Regions from separate parts of the Homo sapiens genome. Here region 2 is linked to region 1. Evidence: read pairs that join two places in POLR2A ChIA-PET (ENCODE). Cell type or tissue: Panc1. All regions are shown on one strand. Links, peaks and the distances in the headings refer to the core of each region. The heading gives the core; the rest is flanking DNA. Region 1 holds the start of MIR320C2 (microRNA 320c-2). Region 2 overlaps IMPACT (impact RWD domain protein).

The links. Peaks named below come from ENCODE experiments on the same cell type or tissue, not always from the same donor. Only the 100,000 strongest peaks of a DNase experiment are listed, where the experiment ranks them.
Region 2: POLR2A ChIA-PET joins it to region 1 with 13 read pairs; 2 of 35 experiments call an interaction of 5 or more read pairs at or near these places.

Annotation. Positions count from the first base shown.
Region 1 is chr18:24,320,493-24,328,492 of GRCh38, forward strand. All of the region lies in intron 7 of OSBPL1A (oxysterol binding protein like 1A), which reads right to left. MIR320C2 (microRNA 320c-2) reads left to right here and starts at 1,183; the gene lies at 1,183-1,254. LOC124904267 (a long non-coding RNA gene) reads left to right here and starts at 6,103. Exons shown (of 3, transcript XR_007066312.1): 1 at 6,103-6,243. In Panc1, for the core only: no CTCF peak of the experiment used is centred there; no DNase peak of the experiment used is centred there.
Region 2 is chr18:24,431,782-24,441,780 of GRCh38, forward strand. IMPACT (impact RWD domain protein) reads left to right here. Exons shown (of 11, transcript NM_018439.4): 5 at 6,174-6,259; 6 at 8,715-8,837. Among named protein-coding and RNA genes, the nearest start is that of IMPACT, 10 kb to the left of the region's middle. In Panc1, for the core only: CTCF peaks have their summits at 2,241 (motif pointing right) and 2,468; no DNase peak of the experiment used is centred there.

The sequences.
Region 1 (8,000 bases), core at 1-8,000:
ACATTCTAGCAGAGGAACAGCTGATGCAAAGGCTCTGAGGTAGGAACAATTCAGCAGGCAAGAGATAAAGTCAGAGAGGCACGCAGAGGCCACATCACACAAGGGGTTTGTAGGCCAGACTTTTGTAAGCCAGCATAAGGAGTTTGAGTTTTATTCTAAATAGGATGAAAAGCCACTGAAGGGTTTTAAGTAAGAGTAACATGATCTGACTCATGTTTAAAACTCTGTCAAAGTGTTAAAAAATTATAATATAGGCCGGGTGCAGTGACGCATGCCTGTAATCCCAGCACTTTGGGAGGCCGAGGTGGGCAGATCACCTTAGGTCAGGAGTTCGAGACCAGCCTGGCCAACATGGTGAAACCCCCATCTCTACTAAAAATACAAAAATTAGCTGGGTGTGGTGGCAGGCACCTGTAATCCCAGCTACTCTGGAGACTGAGGCAGGAGAATCACTTGAACCTGAGAGGCGGAGTTGCAGTGAGCTGAGATCGCGCCATTGCACTCCAGCCTGGGGAACAAGAGCAAGACTTCGTCTCAAAAAAAAAAAAAAAAAGAAAAGAAAAGAATAATAATAATAACTGGGAAAACACAAACTTTGGCAGTTCCATGATTTTGATAAATTACTAGAATATTATTAATAGGATAATGCTATTGTGCTTATGTTTTTTAATAGCCCCATTGAGATACAAATTAACATACAATTTACTCACTTAAACTGCACAAATTCAATGGTTTTTATAGGTGCACAGAGTTGTGCAACTATCACATGCTTGTGGTTTTTGTTAAAGGGTGTCCTTATTTTTTACTAATATACTGGACTACAGATGTTCCCCAACTTACAACAGTTCAACTTAATGGTTTTTCAACTATCACAGCTCACCACAGCCTCGACCTCTTGGGCTCAAGTGATCCTCTCACCTCAGCCTCCCTGGTAGCTGGAACTGCAGTCATGTGTCATCACACCTGGCTAATTTTTGTATTTTTTTGTAGGAATGGGGTTTCACCAGGTTAGTCTCAAATTCCTAGGCTCAAGCGATCTGCCAGCCTCAGCATCCCAGAGTGCTGGGATTACAGGTGTGAGCTACTGTACCTGGCCTTAAGTGTATTTTCAATTTACAATGGTTCTATGAGGACGTGGCCCCACAGTAAGTTGAGGAGCACTGGGTATGTATGAATAAAATGGCATGACAGGCCTTCTCTTTCCAGTTCTTCCCAGAATTGGGAAAAGCTGGGTTGAGAGGGTAAGAAAAGAAAAACAAATAAATTTTTTAAAAAGAAAAAGAGATGGCATGATATCTGGAATTGTTTCACAAGAATTCAGGGAGTAGGAAGAGATACAGAGTGGCCATTATTGCTAAGTTCTGGAGGAGGGTGATGGGTACATCAATTAATTATGCTATTTGATTTCTGAAGCTTTGATAATTTCCATGATTTTTTTTAAAAAGGTCACTCTGGCTGTTGTGTGCAATATGGCTTGTAAACGTGGGCAAAAGAAATGCAGGGAGGCTAATTACAAAGAGATGGCAATAGTGCAGGTAAAGGATACTGGTGGTTTGGACTAGAAAGTCAGTAGTAAAATGGAGATCATTTTTAACATAGAGAGAAATATGTGACTTTTTTTTTTTTTTTTTTTTTGAGACAGAGTTTCCCTCTGTTGCCCAGGCTGGAGTGCAGTGGCACCATCTCAGCTCACTGCAAGCTCTGCCTCCCGGGTTCATGCTATTCTCCTGCCTCAGCCTCCTGAGTAGCTGGGACTACAGGCGCCCACCATCACGCCCGGCTAATTTTTTGTATTTGTTTTTTTTTTTTTAGTAGAGATGGGGTTTCACTGTGTTAGCCAGGATGGTCTCGATCTCCTGACCTCGTGATCTGCCCGCCTGGGCCTCCCAAAGTGTTGGGATTACAGGTGTGAGCCACCGTGCCCGGCCTTGTATGTGGCTTTAAGATTTATTTTGGAGGAAGATTTATAGAGCTGCTGATGGGGAACCTGGGGCTGGTGATACATTACTTCTTTAGTGGGGAAAAAACTTTTTAAAACATTAACCAAAAAATTAATACTCAGTTTAGTTTTTCTGCCTAGCACATAGGAAAATGCCTTATAGAGGTCTGCCAATTCTGTGTTATTTTCATTCTACCTACAGGGCACTTTGGAGAAATTATTTCTTTAGGCAGAGAGAAAGACAACACTATGATTTCTTTCATAGAATTCTGCCCTAATACCAAAAATAAATTCTGAACTCCTGCCAACTAGATGAAATTCCAGAAGAGAGACCTCATTTCTGGATTTGATGTCTAAAATGCCTGGCACACAGTAAGAATTCAATAAAATGCTTTTGAACTAAATGAAATAGCCTCCTAGATGGAATCTAGATGGGTTCCACCACCAGTTAAAAAATACACTATCTCTCTTACCAACCACAACAAAATAAAGTGAAAAACAGGAATGATGTAATATTTAAAAGTTTGCATGACACAGATTTGTCCCTTAATGGGAAAATTTAATAAAGATGCCAATTCTCCTTAAATTAATTTACATAGAATGTAATTTCAATTAAATCCCAATGAAGAGCCTCAGAAAATTATTTTAAATGCCTTCTGGAAGAATAAACAGATAAGGATGTCAAAGAAAATCCTTAAAAATGGTAAGGGGAAATCTCACATATTAAAACATTATAACCATTAAAAGTGCAATACTATCTTAAAAACTTTTTTTTAATGCGATACTGTCGAAAGAAGAGACAGATGAGTGAATAAAAAACAATAAAAAATACAAAAAGAGACTGGGCACCATGGCTCATGCCTGTAATCCCAGCACTTTGGGAGGCTGAGGTGGGTGGATCGCTTGATGCCAGCAGTTCGAGACCAGCCCAGCCAACATGATGAAATCCCATTTCTACTAAAAATACAAAAATTAGCAGAGACGGGGTTTCACCATCTTGGCCAGGCTGGTCTTGAACTCCTGACCTCGTGATCCACCCACCTCAGCCTCCCAAAGTGCTGGGAATACAGGCGTGAGCCACCACACCCAGCCAGGGTGAGGCTTTTTCTTTTTTTTTTTTTTTTTTTTTTATTATACTCTAAGTTTTAGGGTACATGTGCACATTGTGCAGGTTAGTTACATATGTATACATGTGCCATGCTGGTGCGCTGCACCCACTAATGTGTCATCTAGCATTAGGTATATCTCCCAATGCTATCCCTCCCCCCTCCCCCGACCCCACCACAGTCCCCAGAGTGTGATATTCCCCTTCCTGTGTCCATGTGATCTCATTGTTCAATTCCCACCTATGAGTGAGAATATGCGGTGTTTGGTTTTTTGTTCTTGCGATAGTTTACTGAGAATGATGGTTTCCAATTTCATCCATGTCCCTACAAAGGATATGAACTCATCATTTTTTATGGCTGCATAGTATTCCATGGTGTATATGTGCCACATTTTCTTAATCCAGTCTATCATTGTTGGGCATTTGGGTTGGTTCCAAGTCTTTGCTATTGTGAATAGTGCCGCAATAAACATACGTGTGCATGTGTCTTTATAGCAGCATGATTTATACTCATTTGGGTAAAAAAAAAAAAAAAAATTAGCCAGGAGTGGTGGTGAGCACTTGTAATCCCAGCTACTCAGGAGGCTGAGGCAGAGAACTGCTTGAACCCGGGAGGCGGAGGTTGCAGTGAGCTGAGATCACGCCATTGCACTCCAGCCTGGGTGACAGAGTGAGACTCCGTCTCAAAAAAAAAAAAGCTTCACCCTGCCTTTTGAATCCCAGAGAACCTGTTCTGGGCCAACAATGCACCACCAGGCTTTCCCAAGTGCACCAAACATAGTTTTGAATAGTTTTCCTTGGGCAAAGCTCCTCTTTCCTTTTGAACTTCAGCCAGAGGGCCCTCACAGGCAGAAGACTAAATTTCAGATGCTTCTGTCTTGCCCTCTCCCTCCCTCTCAATAAATTTTCTGAAAAAGTTAAAAAAAAAAAAAAAAAAAAAAAAAAAATTATATCAAATAGATAAACTACATGCATACACATAAAACAATTCCCTCACCCATAGATAACTCACGTGTATACATTGGTGCGTATTTCCAGACTCCCAATAAAAACATGAATATGAATATAAAAAAAAAAAAAAAAAAAAAAAAAAAAAAATTAGCCAGGTGCGGTGGCGCATGCCTGTAGTCCCAGCTACTCAGGAGGCTGAGGTGGGAGCATTGCTTGAATCTTAGAGGTAGAGGTTGCAGTGAGCCGAGATCACACCACTGCACTCCATCCTGGGCGACAGAGCGAGACTCTGTCTATTAAAAAAAAAAAAAAAAAAGAGGCCAGGTGCAGTGGCTCATGCCTGTTATCCCAGCACTTTCAGAGGCCGAGGCAGGCAGATCAAGAGATCAAGAGATCGAGACCATCCTGGCCAACATGGTGAAACCCTGTCTCTACTAAAAATACAAAAATTAGCTGGGCATGGTAGCGCGCACCTGTAATCCCAGCCACGCGGGAGGCTGAGGCAGGAGAATCGCTTGAAGCCAGGAGGTGGACGTTGCAATGAGCCGAGATTGCGCCACTGCACTCCAGCCTGGGTGACAGAGCGAGACTCAGTATCGAAACAAAAAAAAGAAAGAAAGAAAGAAAAGGAATTCTTAGAATGTATAAGAAAGGCATGACAAAATAATGGAAAAGGAAAGATTACTTGATAAAGGGTATAAACGTAAGGGATGGACAAGTTGAGACTCCCACATCCTAACACACACTCTCACATTCACTTTGCTGCTCAAAGCCCTCCAACCACACTCACATACCACCAAGCTCCTGCTCACAGCCAACCAGGCCCTGCAGGCCTGGGCCTCTGGCAGCTCTGATGCTATCCACTCTTCTCCAGCTCGCCCTGCTCTGGGCACACTGGCAGTTTTCCTTTTCCTCAATGTGCCACGTGTTCTTCTACTCCAGAGCTTTTACACTGGCTTTCCATTTTCCTTGAATGCTCTTCTGCCAGACTTCCTCAGGGTTCACTCCTGTACTCAACTCAGCTGTTTGCTCAAAGTTGCTTAGAGAGCCCTTCCTTTGCATCCCTTCTAAGATACCCCCCATCCTACCATCACTCTCTAGTCCCTTCATCCTATTTTATTTTCCTGCACCTCATGGCCTGACAGCACATATGCATTTATTTGTTGTCTACCTCCTCCCACCAGAATATGAGCTCAAGAGCACGGGGACTGTTGGGCTGTGTTCACTGCTGGGCCTCCAGCACCTAGGACGGTTCTTGGCACACAGTGGAGGCGCAGCATTGCTGAATGAATGAATGTGATTAAACTGGGAGGAAACAAAATTAAACATTTATCAAATCTCTACCTAAGCTAAGAAGTCTTAGAAGAAATCAAAGAGATGGATTAACCAATTTGATTAAAAATTTTAAATATCCTTGCTTTTATTTTTTAATTTTAATTTTATTTTTTTTCAGACATGGAGTCTTGCTGTGTTGCCCAGCCTACAAACTCCTGGGCTCAAGCAATCCTCCTGCATTGGCCTCCCAAAGTGCTAGGATTACAGGCGTGAGCCACCATAGCTAGCCCCTTATTTTTTAGAAAAGAAAAAAAGAAAAAAAGACTAGGACATTTTCACTCTAGAAAAAAAAACATACAGAATTGTTCTTATCACTAGACTTTTGAGTGAAAAAATTATGTTATATCCACATGAAGTACTTTCCATAAGGTGAGCCATGATGACTGTGCTTCTGGGGACAATGTGGAAAAGCTGTTGATGCTTCATAAAAGTGGAATTTTATCAGGCCAACTCTATTTACAACCTGTCAACTAAAATGAAGAGACACTTTCTGAGGTGTCTGCCAGTCCTCATCCATTCACCCCTCTCTGTCCCTATCCACATTGCCAGGAGGAGGCCTTGGCAGTCACCTCTGTACCATATGTCCTGCCCCTAAAGTCCCAAGTGACCACACTAGGCACAGACGCCTGACACAAGCAGGTACTAACACATTATCTCCCACTGAAATGTAACATTGAGGTTGAGAGATTGTGGTCTCCTGAGTGGAGTCACGGGGCAGCCATCTTCCATTATGTATCCTGGAAAACAAAACAGCTGGTCTGCTAGAAGACATGATCAGACCACGCAGTGAGAGACAGACACACAAGGCAGCCATCTGGGTTCCTAACAGTTCTCTGGTTCCCAGTTCCATCCCATCTGATGCCTAATGCCATTTCCCACTTTGGAATATCATGAGATGACTGTGTATTCGTCTGTGAGTAATGTATAACTTTTCTTTTGCTTATATTCTTGAGGTAGTATCATTACTTAAAACTTTTTAAAAAATATATGTTACTATGAAACATTAACAACTAAAACTAAAACATTAACAACTAAAAACTAAATCTTTGGACGTTTGGGTTAGAGGTGATTATATACTTTTCTAGTGCTTTTGTTTTCCTCATTGCAACTATAACAAGCATTAGTTCTACAATTTTTAAAAAATGTTCTAAAATAGGCCTGAAAATAGATTAGAAGGATGCCAAAGTAACTGTGGCTATGCTTGGGTAATTTGCGGGTTTTTTCTTTTTTCCTATTTTTGAAGAATTTCTATAATGTAAATGTTGCTCTTATGGTTTTTTTCTTTTTTCTTTTTTTTTTTTTTGAAACGGAGTCTTGCTCTGTCACCCATGCTGTAGTTCAGTGGCCCAATCTTGGCTCACTTCAACCTCTACCTCCCAGGTTCAAGCGATTCTCCTGCCACAGCCTCCTAAGTAACTGGGATTACAGGCGTGCTCCACCATGCCCGGCTAATTTTGTATTTTTAGTAAAGACAAGGTTTTACCATGTTGGCCTTGAACTCCTGACCTCAAGTGATCCACCCGCCATGGCCTGCCAAAGTGCTGGGATTACAGGAGTGAGCCACCGCACCCAGCCTTTGATTGATTGATTGATTTTTTACTTTTTAAGATGGCGTCTCATTCTGTCACCCAGGCTGGAGTGCAGTAGCATGATCTCAGCTCACTGCAACCTCCGTCTCCTGGGTTCAAGTGATTCTCCTGCCTCAGCCTCCCAAGTAGCTGGAAGTACAGGCACCTGCCACCACACCCGGCTAATTTTTATATTTTAGTAGAGACAGGATTTCATCATGTTGGTCAGGCTGGTCTCAAACACCTGACCTCAAATTATCCGCCTGCCTCAGCCTCCCAAAGTACTGGGATTACAGGCTTGAGCCACCACTCCTGGCCTGATTTTTTTAAATTATTCTCTTTCAGAAGATGCCATTCTGACTTTTGTCAAAAACAAATTAATAGCTTTAACAGGAATGTTCAACTTTGGTTACTAGTATAAACTATAGAGTAAATATATATTTGAATACCAATAGTAACTTTTCAATATTTACAAGGGAAGTTTTTTTTTTTCCATTTAGACTGGTATTTGTATGGAACTATATTAATTCTTATTTCATTTGGACACTTCTGAATCTACATTTTTGAAGGAAAAATCATTATAAAATACCACACAGAAAAACTGCTCAAGTCTTTGGCAAACTGGTAAAGACACTAGAAATCACACTTTTTTTTTTTTTTTTTTTTTTTGAGATGGAGTCTCACTCTGTCACCCAGGCTGGAGTGTAGTGGCGCAATCTTGGCTCACTGCAACCTTCACCTCCTGGCTTCAAGCAGTTCTTCTGCCTCAGCCTCCCAAGTAGCTGGGACTACCAGGTACGTGCCACCACGCCCGGCTAATTTTTTGTATTTTTTTTTTTTTTTTTTTTTTTTTTTTTAGTAGAGACAGGGTTTGTTAGCCAGGATGGTCTCAATCTCCTGACCTCATGATCCGCCCGCCTCAGCCTCCCAAAGTGCTGGGATTACAGGTGTGAGTCACTGCACCTGGCCAAAATCTCACTTTGACATCAATATTTGCTTTTGTAACTCTTAGTTTATCCTTTTCCATTGACTGTCTTCACACCTCTGTCGAAAATTAAATCACCATACTTACATGGGTTGATTTCTGAATTCTCTCCTCCTC
Region 2 (9,999 bases), core at 1,023-9,022, 110 kb after region 1:
ACCCCTGCCCCTCAGGTTCAAGCAGTTCTCCAGCCTCAGCCTCCTGAGTAGATGGGACTACAGGCGCCCGCCACCACGCACAGCCAATGTTTGTATTTTTAGTAGAGGCGGAGTTTCACCATGTTGGCCAGGCTGGTCTCGAACTCCTGACCTTAAATGATCCACCCACCTTGGCCTCCCAAAGTGCTGGGATTACAGGTGTGAGCTACCATGCTCTGCCTTCAGCTAATTTTTTTAAAAATTATTTTTTTGTACTGATGGAGCCTTGGTTTGTTGTCCAGGCTGGTCTCAAACTCCTGGCCTCAAGCAGTTCTCCTGCCTTGGCCTCCCAAGGTGCAGAGATACAGGTTTAAGCCACTGTGCCTGGCCATGATAATATTTTCATTTAAAAAAGATCATTCTATTTTCTGTTTGAAGTAGTGTTTGGAAGGTAGCAAGAGTAGATGTGGGACATCAGTTAGGGGGCTAATGCAGTTGTCTAGAGAGGAAATATCTATGATTTAGATTAATTTTAATGAAATAATTTAGTAAAACAAATAATGTTCTGGAATATCAGTTTTACTGTAATCCAGGATCTAGTAAGGACTGTATTATATGTTCTAGGTGGCCACTCCATTTGGTACAGTGACAGTCCCTCTTTGTGTCCCTGGGATCCAGGCCAGGTTTCTTTTCCTCCCAAAATACTTAATTAGAAAATGGTGAGTTGTTGTGGAATCCATTCTGCTTATTCCTGCCTAGAGCAAGTATGGTCTTCCTTGGGTCCCCATTTAGTGATTCCGTCATCCTTGGCGGAAGTATAAGTATTTCATTAATTAAATGTTTTCTGATATCTCTCCCTAACATTACTGGCCACTCCAACTTTTGTGCCCCCAACAAACTTCTTTCTATAATCCTCTCATATTTGCCAATTTATCTGCCCCCCCGATCCCCCAGTAGAATAAGATCAGTATACTGTGGATTTGTTCACCATTAACACCAGAATTGTTCATCTAGTGGCCATTTTTCAGCTCTTACCTAACTTTTGGTGGTATTGACCACTTCCTCCTCCTTGAAAATCTTTCCACACTGCTTCCATCATGTTAATCACATTCATCAGTTAGCGTTTTTTCTTACCCATGTACAATGTCATACACTTAGAAGTGGCTCTTCACCTGCCTATCCCCTATCCCAAAAGTCCTCCTTTTACTAAAAGATACCTTCCCACAGGACGCAACTTTCCTTTTCTCTTTAACTAGTTCACTTGAGCTATTTGAAACTTACGAAGTGTCAGAGATTACAATATAGTTTGTTCTAATGGTGGAATATGGGGTCTTGTTTATTTAATGCGCTCGAATAACCTTGGTCCAGTGGTATTATTTTCACACATGTAGTCTAAATAGAAATACACATCTTACTTTTAAAACTTTTTTTTTTTTTTTTTTTTTTTTTTGAGACGGAGTCTCGCTCTGTCGCCCAGGCCGGACTGCGGACTGCAGTGGCGCAATCTCGGCTCACTGCAAGCTCTGCCTCCCGGGTTCACGCCATTCTCCTGCCTCAGCCTCCCGAGTAGCTGGGACTACAGGCGCCCGCCACCGCGCCCGGCTAATTTTTTGTATTTTTAGTAGAGACGGGGTTTCACCTTGTTAGCCAGGATGGTCTCGATCTCCTGACCTCATGATCCACCCGCCTCGGCCTCCCAAAGTGCTGGGATTACAGGCGTGAGCCACCGCGCCCGGCCAACTTTTTTTTTTTTTAAATAGGACTTCACTGTGTTGCCCAAGCTGGCCTTGAACTCCTGTGCTCAAGCCTCAAGTGATCCTCCTGCCTCTCAGCCTCCTGAGTAGCTGGGACTACAGGCACATACACCACACCTGGCTTTATTTTTAAAACTTTTGTGTGACAGCATTTTTTTTTTTTTTTTTTTTTCTGAGACCGAGTCTTGCTCTGTTGCCCAGGCTGGAGTGCAGTGGTGCAATTTCAGCTCACTGCAACCTCCGCCTCCCAGGTTCAAGCAATTCTTGTACCTCAGCCTCCTGAGTAGCTGGGATTACAGGTGTGCACCACTACGCCTGGCTAATTTTTGTATTTTTAGTAGAGACGGGGTTTCAGCATTTTGGCCAGGCTGGTCTTGAACTTCTGACCTCAAGTGATCCGCCTGCCTCGGCCTCCCAAAGTGCTGGGATTACAGGCGTGAGCCACCACGCCTGGCCTTTTGTGACAACTTTTAATCATATTTTCCATATAATTCCAGCAGAGGGCAGCAAGGGGGAAATACAGGTTTTTAAAAATTAAACATGGGCCAGGTGTGGTAGCTTTTGTCTGTAATCCCAGCATTTTGGGAAGCCTATGTGGGAGGATTGCTTGAAGCTAGAAGTTTGAGACCAGCCTGGGCAACATAGTGAGACCTTCCCCATCTCTATAGAAATTAAAAACATAAAAATTAACTGGGTGTGATGGGGCGTGCCTGTAATCCCAGCTACTTGGAAGACTGAGGTGGAAGGATCACTGGAGTCCAGGAGGTCGAGGTTCAGTCACTTCACTCCAGTCTGGGTGATAGAGTGAGACTCTGTCTCAAAAATAAATATATAAAAAGTAAGCCTGTGAAGAAGGGAAGGGGCTCTTTAGAAGAGCAGTCAGTAACTCAGGAGGGATATAGTGGAGGCCTTTATTAAGGCAAAAAGAATATGAATGGAGAAGAAGGTCAGTTAAAGAAATACTTAAAAATATATTGGCCAGGCGCAGTGGCTCATGCCTGTAATCCCAGCACTTTGGGAGGCTGAGGCAGGCGGATCACCTGAGGTCAGGAGTTCGAAACCAGCCTGACCAATATGGAGAAACCCCATCTCTACAAAATTAGCTGAATGTGGTGGTGCATACCTGTAATCCCAGCTACTTGGGAGGCTGAGGCAGGAGAATCGCCTGAACCCGGGAGGCAGAGGTTGCGGTGAGCTGAGATCGTGCCATTGCACTCCAGCCTGGGCAACAAGAGCAAAACTCTGTCTCAAAAAAAAAAAAAATATATATATATATATATATGTGTGTGTGTGTGTATATATATGTGTATTATATAAGTGTATATATATGTGTGTATATATATGTGTATATATATGTGTATATATATGTGTATATATATGTGTATATATATGTGTGTGTATATATATATATAAAAGCTAGGATTTGGTGATTAATTAGATGTATATTTAGTTGTTGTACCTACTTTTTTTTTTTTCTGAGGTGGGGTCTATCTCTGTTACCCAGGCTGGAGTGCAGTGGCATGATCATGGTTCACTGTAGCCTTGACCTCCTGGGCCCAAGTGATCCTCCCACCTTAGCCTCCTGAGTATCTGGGTTTATAGGTGTGCCACCACTGGCTAATTTTTGTATTTTTTTGTAAAGAAGGGGTCTTGCTACGTTGCCCAGACTTGTCTGAAATTCCTGGCCTCAAGTGATCTATCTGTCTCTGCATATCAAAATGTTGAAATTACAGGCATATGCTACTGTGCCCAGTCCTTAATTTTTATTTAAATATTTTGCATGTGAATATTTTGAATAAATGAAAATAACTTTTGATAAAACAAAAAGTAAATACACTTAAAATACTTAGAATATGATACTGTTTAAGAGAAAATGAAAAGGATTACAAGTTTTTTATAGTATTTGACTTTGTGATGCTCTATTATAGCAATATTTAATTTAGAAATCTGAGAAAATAATTTTTGAAATTTTCTACATCTCTTCACATTTCGATGTATCATGGCATGTTAGGTTTTAATGTTGGTGAGTGAGGCTTCTTGAATCAAAAATTACACTGGATAAAGTCAAACAGACAAGGAAGACTGTATTCAAGGCCGCTGCAATAGGGGAAGGAGGCCAGAACTAAGTGTGAACTCAACTCCTCTGAAACAAAAGGCAGAAGGGTTTTTAAGGGCCAGGATGAGCTAGTGGAAAAATACTGAAAGATATTATGTGGGGCAGTTAATCGGGTGTGTTGGGCATATTGAGTTATTGTTGAGTTTGCAAATATTTCTCTTTGTGAGTAGGCCATCTGTGTTTACTAATAGGTACCCGTTGAAGTTAGCCTCCTATTCTCCCACAGAGACTGGAAGATAAGGGCAGTGTCTTCTTTGATGCTGTGTTTCAAAGGGATGGTTTCCAGGTCCTTGAGAAAGACATTTCCTGGGTTGTAAAACCAATTAAAGTTTTCTGTAAAAAGATTTACATATATCTCAAAGAGATGGAGAAGGAATTTACAATGACAAGTTTTCTGAAGAAAATGCTCTAAGAAAAGGGAGGTAAGGGCCTAGAGTCAGGAATGGGCCCATATAAAGTTTAGTCGAGCTGAGGTTAAGGCTGTTTCAGTCAGGCTTTTGGAGTCAGTTTTTTAAATAGTGTCATCTCTTTGTGTCTGTTTTCTCATCTGTAAAAAGGGGATAATATTGTAAGCATTAAACTAGCAGCTATCATTTTTTTGTTCTTTAAAAATTTTATTTTTTTATTTTTTTGAGATGAAGTCTTGCTGTGTCGCCCAGGCTGGAGTGCAGTGGTGCAATCATAGCTCACTTCAGCCTCCAAACTTCCAGGTTCAAGTGATCCTCCCACCTCAGCCTCCTAAGTAGCTGAGATTACAGGCACACACCACTGTGCCTGGCTAAGTTTTTTAATTTCTTACAGAAACGGAGTCTCGCTTTGTTGCTCAGGCTGGTCTCAAACTCTTGGTTTTAAGCTATCCTCCTACGGTGCTGAGATTACAGGTGTGAGCTGCCACATCTGGCCTGTTTTTTTTTGTTTTGTTTTTGTTTTTGTTTTGAGAAGGGGTCTTTTTCTGTTGCCCAGGCTGGAGTGCAGTGGCACGATCTCCACTCACTGCAACCTCCACCTCCCAGGTTCAAGCAATCCTCCCACCTCAGCTTCCTGAGTAGCTGGTATTACAGGCACGCACCACCACATCTGGCTAATTTTTGTATTTTTTTTGTAGAGATGGGGTTTTGCCAAGTTGCCCAGGCTGGTCTCGAACTCTTGAGCTCAAGTGATCTGCCCACCCCGGCCCACCAAAGTGTTTTGATTACACCACGCCCGGCTCTGGGATGTTCTTATTTCAAAAATCTTCTCATCCAGCTTATAATATTGAAAATTAGGTGACAGAAACTCAGATCAAGTGATTAGTTTAACTTCACACAGCTTAGTGCATTTTAGTGAATAGCTTTACTGTTATATCAACCAATACAAGTATTTAGTTTTAGTACTAGGAATTGTGGGTGTGATGGGGAGGATTTGAGGGTATAGAATTATTTAAAAACAATGTTGTTTTCTTCTGTCTCTTGTTTCGAAAGTTTTGGTGGGTGCTGATGAGTAGTGATAAAGAGAGATAATGGTTTCAAGGGAAACTTTTAGAGGAAGGAGGTGAGGTGTTGCTATATAGTAGTGTGGTGATATCTTTAAACACATACCATACTTACTACAATTAGTGTCTTTTTCTAAAGAGCAGACACTTGGGCCTTTATTTTATTGCTGCTACCATCATTTAACATAACTATGGACATGACTTTAAAACCTGTGACACATTCTTTTTCTCAGTGATCCTTTGAGATGGATTTAGTTACCTGAGGCAACCAAACATCATTTGGAACCAAAATGAATCAATTTAGGCAATAGAATGTTTTGTCAGAAACAAGATATGAATATAAAATTGTTGAATTGTCTTTTAGGTCTTGTAAATTGACTCCCTGAAGGAGTTTCCCATATGCTTTACATTCTTTCTTGTTGAGATAAGTATACTAAATGATAAGTGTACCAAATAAGGGGTTTGAAATTCTTAAAAAACTTTAAAAAAGCAAGCAGTGATCAGACATCGATACTGAAAGATTGTATCCACTTACAGAAACTAAGTCACATTTATATTTCTTTAATCCATCTAGTTTGGAAATGTTTATTCCCCTCTTTGGTTACAGCTCTTCTGCTTATTTTAAAGTAAGCCATGTTAATTTTGGAGTCAACTGGAATTTTTAACGTTGCTATAACCTGTATTAACTACTCAGACACAAATGTTGATAAACCCCAGGTTTTTATAAATTATTTTAAAAAAGAAATGGTTAGATTGTTTATAATGTCTTGGATTGCAAATGTCTGTATCTTCTTGAATTTGAGAAGATGATTTTTGAAATAACAATTTTTTTTTTCCCCTGAATTTTGTTTAGTCAGAATATCGGTGAAAGTATTCTTTACCTGTGGGTGGAGAAAATAAGAGATGTTCTTATACAAAAATCTCAGATGACAGAACCAGGTAGGATTGAAAAATACTATCAATACTCTTTTAACTTATAATAACTACATTTTTATGTAGATACTCTAGTTGAAATTTAATGTGAAAATCTGTATTCTGGTTTATGGTTTGTATATTATAAAATACAAGTTTCTCTGAAAAGTTTAATTGCTCATGTAATTATAGTTATTTATTTCTATAAGGTTTAGCCTCTTTGATTTTGTATTACAGTATTCCTCCTCATCTGAGATTTGGCTTTCCATGGTTTCAGTTACCTGTGGTCACCTGTTGTCTGAAAATATTAAATGGAAATTTCCAGAAATAATTCATAAGTTTTAAATTGTGTGCCATTCTGAAAATGTTATGAAACCTTGGGCTGTCCCATTCTGTCTAGGGTCTTGTCTAGGATTCTACATTGCTTTCCATTGTTGTTTCTCTTTACTCTCCTTTAGTCTGTAAACAGTTGTTCAGTGTTTCCTTGACTTATAACCTTGACACTTATGAAGACTACTGATAGTTATTTTGTAGAATGCCCCTCAATTTGGGTTTGTCCATTGTTTTCTCATGATTGGAGTGAGATTAGTAGCTGGGAGTGGTGGTGTACTCCCAGCTACTTTTAAAATTTTTTCTACAGACGAGGTCTCCCTATGTTGCCCAGGCTGATCTCAAACTCCTAAGCTCAAGTGATCCTCCTGCCTTGATCTCCCAAAGTGCTTGGATTACAGGTGTGAGTCACTGTGCCTATTGTATCATATGCCTTATTATTGGTGATATTTACCTTGATGTCTCGGTTACGGTGGTGTTCGCCAAATGTCTCCACTGTAAATGCTGTAGTCAGGGTTCTCCAGAGAAACAGAACCAATTGAATATATGTGTGTATATACATGTGTGTATGTACCCACACACAAAGAGAGAGAAATATATTTTAAGAAATTGGCTTATACAGTTGTGGAAGGTGGCAAGTCCAAAATTTGCAGGATAGGCTGGCAGGCTGGGGACCCAGGGAAGAATGAATGTTGCGGTTTGAAAACAAAGATGGTCTGCTGGAAAAATGTCCTCTTCTGGGGAGGTCAGTCTTTTAATGTTAAGGCCATCAGCTGATTGGATGAGGCCCATATGGAAGACAGTCTGCTTTACTCAAATTCAACTGACTTAATTGTTAATCTCATCCAAAAAATACCTTCAGAGAAAAATCTAAAATAGTGTTTAACCAAATATATGGGTATTGAGGCTGGGCACAGTGGCTTGCACCTATAATCCCAGCACTTTGGGAGGCCGAGGTGGGTGGATCACCTAAGGTCAGGAGTTCAGGACCAGCCTGGCCAACATGGTGAAACCCCGTCTCTACTAAAAATACAAGAATTACCCAGCACGTTGGGAGGCCGAGGCGGGCGGATCACGAGGTCAGGAGATCGAAACCATTCTGGCTAACACGATGAAACCCCGTCTGTACTAAAAATACAAAAAATTAGCCGGGCGCGGTGGCGGGTGCCTGTAGTCCCAGCTACTCGGGAGGCTGAGGCAGGAGAATGGCGTGAACCCGGGAGGCGGAGCCTGCAGTGAGCCGAGATCGCGCCACTGCACTCCAGCCTGGGCGACAGAGCGAGACTCCGGCTCAAAAAAAAAAAAAAAAAAAAAAAGAATTAGCCAGGCGTGGTGGTACGCACCTGTAATTGCAGCTACTTGGGAGGCTGAGGCAGGAGAATCACTTGAACCTGGGAGGCGGAGGTTGCAGCGAGCTGAGATGGTGCCACTGCACTCCAGCTTGGGTGACGGAATGAGACTCTGTGTCAAACAAAAGTAAACAAATATATGGGTACTGTGGCCTAGACAAGTTGACATGTAAGATTAACCATTGCAGTCACTGTCTTTCTCTTTGTAGCTTGAGGGAGATACTTTGAAGCTATGCTAATATCCTGTTTCTCCTTAAACTTTCTGCCACTAATTTTAGTATCTATCCATGGAACTTGTCAACAATATTTATTACTGTGGTGTTTGCCTGATGATGATTTTCTATTTTCTTCATTCCTTCCTCATTTAGTAATTGGAATTCTATTATGAGGAAGGGATGTCTCTTCCCATTTATGTATTTATTTATCTGTTTATTATTTATATCAGTATGGACTCATGTATATTATTTCAGTCCATGGGTTAAAATGCCATCCTATCATATTTTTTTGTTGCTCAAATTGTTCTAGCTTTGACCTTTAAGAGCCCCTTCAGGTTAACTCCTGTGTTCTTTTTATAAGCCCCATCTCTTTTTGAGCATTTCCCAGTTTGTGGATCCACATGAGGTTCCAGGTTCATCTTGTAGTTTCCTTGCTCCAACTCAGGAATCAACCAGTTCTCCTACGGGCTGAGTGCTGGTTCCTTTCGTTGAAGAGTGGTATTTAGAACCCAAGACCCAGTGATTTTTTTTTAAAAAGCATCGTTTCTTACCTGCGTCATAAAGTAATTGTGTCTCATATTCACATAGGCCCAGATGTAAAGAAGAAAACTGAAGAGGAAGATGTTGAATGTGAAGATGATCTCATTTTAGCATGTCAGCCGGAAAGTTCGCTTAAAGCATTGGATTTTGATATCAGTGAAACTCGGACAGGTATAATGTTACTAACTAATTTCTTTTGAGGAGAGTGGGTTGGTAGTATTATGTATTGTTCTTTGAGATGATAGAGAAATTTACTAATTTTCTCCAGTTTTAGGAAGGAGTTATTAATTTGCAGATAAGATTAATTTTTTCCTGCCTGTTGGCAATTTTGGTGTTTGCCAAGTCTTATCAGAATGGCAAGGAAAAAATGGAAATTTACTCTTTTCCCCCTACTTTCTAGAGTTTTGATTTAGTGATGGAAGAAATTGAAACTAAGAAAGGCTATTAACGTTTTTAGTTAACATCATGTTTTTATATTTCTGTATTGAAATCCTTAGCTGTTTCCTGATGTTTCAGGATTAAATTTTAGTCTGTGCTCACAAATACAAATATATTAACTGAAAGTGCAGCCCTGGAAATTAAAGCTAGTAAAATGCCTTTAAGAGGTTTTTTTTGAGAGACAAGGTCTCGCTGTGTTGCCCAAGTTGACCTTGAACTCCTGGGCTCAAGTGATCCTTCTACCTCAGCCTCCGAGTAGCTGGGACTACAAGCATGCACCATTGTGCCCAGCTTGAGTTCAGTTTTTGTTTGTTTGTTTGTTTTTTTGAGATAGAGTCTTGCTCTGTTGCCCGGGCTGGAGTGCAGTGGCACGATCTCAGTTCAATGCAACCTTGCCTCCCAAGTTCAGTGATTCTCCTGCCTCAGCCTCCTACGTATCTGGGATTACTGGCACATGCCACCATGCCTGTCTAATTTTTGTATTTTTAGTAGAGATTGGGTTTCGCCATGTTGGCCAGGCTGACCTCAAATGACCTACCCACCTCATCCTCCCAGAGTGCTGGGATTATTATAGGCGTGAGCCACCACGCCCGGCCTAGTTTTCGTTTAAACAAATTTGTTTCGTAATCGAGTAGTATTCAACATAAAAATAGGTTGCTGTGATATTATGTTTCATTTTAATATTTTAAAATTTTGAATGTTATTGTTAGTTTCCCTAAGCCTCTTAGGAAAACATGGTAGACCAGGGGGAATATTCATTCTGTTTGAAGGTGAGGGGTTTCCTGTGTCATTACACAGTAGCTTTTAAAAGGTGCTCTGAGTTTTAAGGCTTTTGAATGGTGTCCAGGACTAGTAGAAGGGAACAAAGAGGAAATGAAAGAGTGGGGAGCATCCA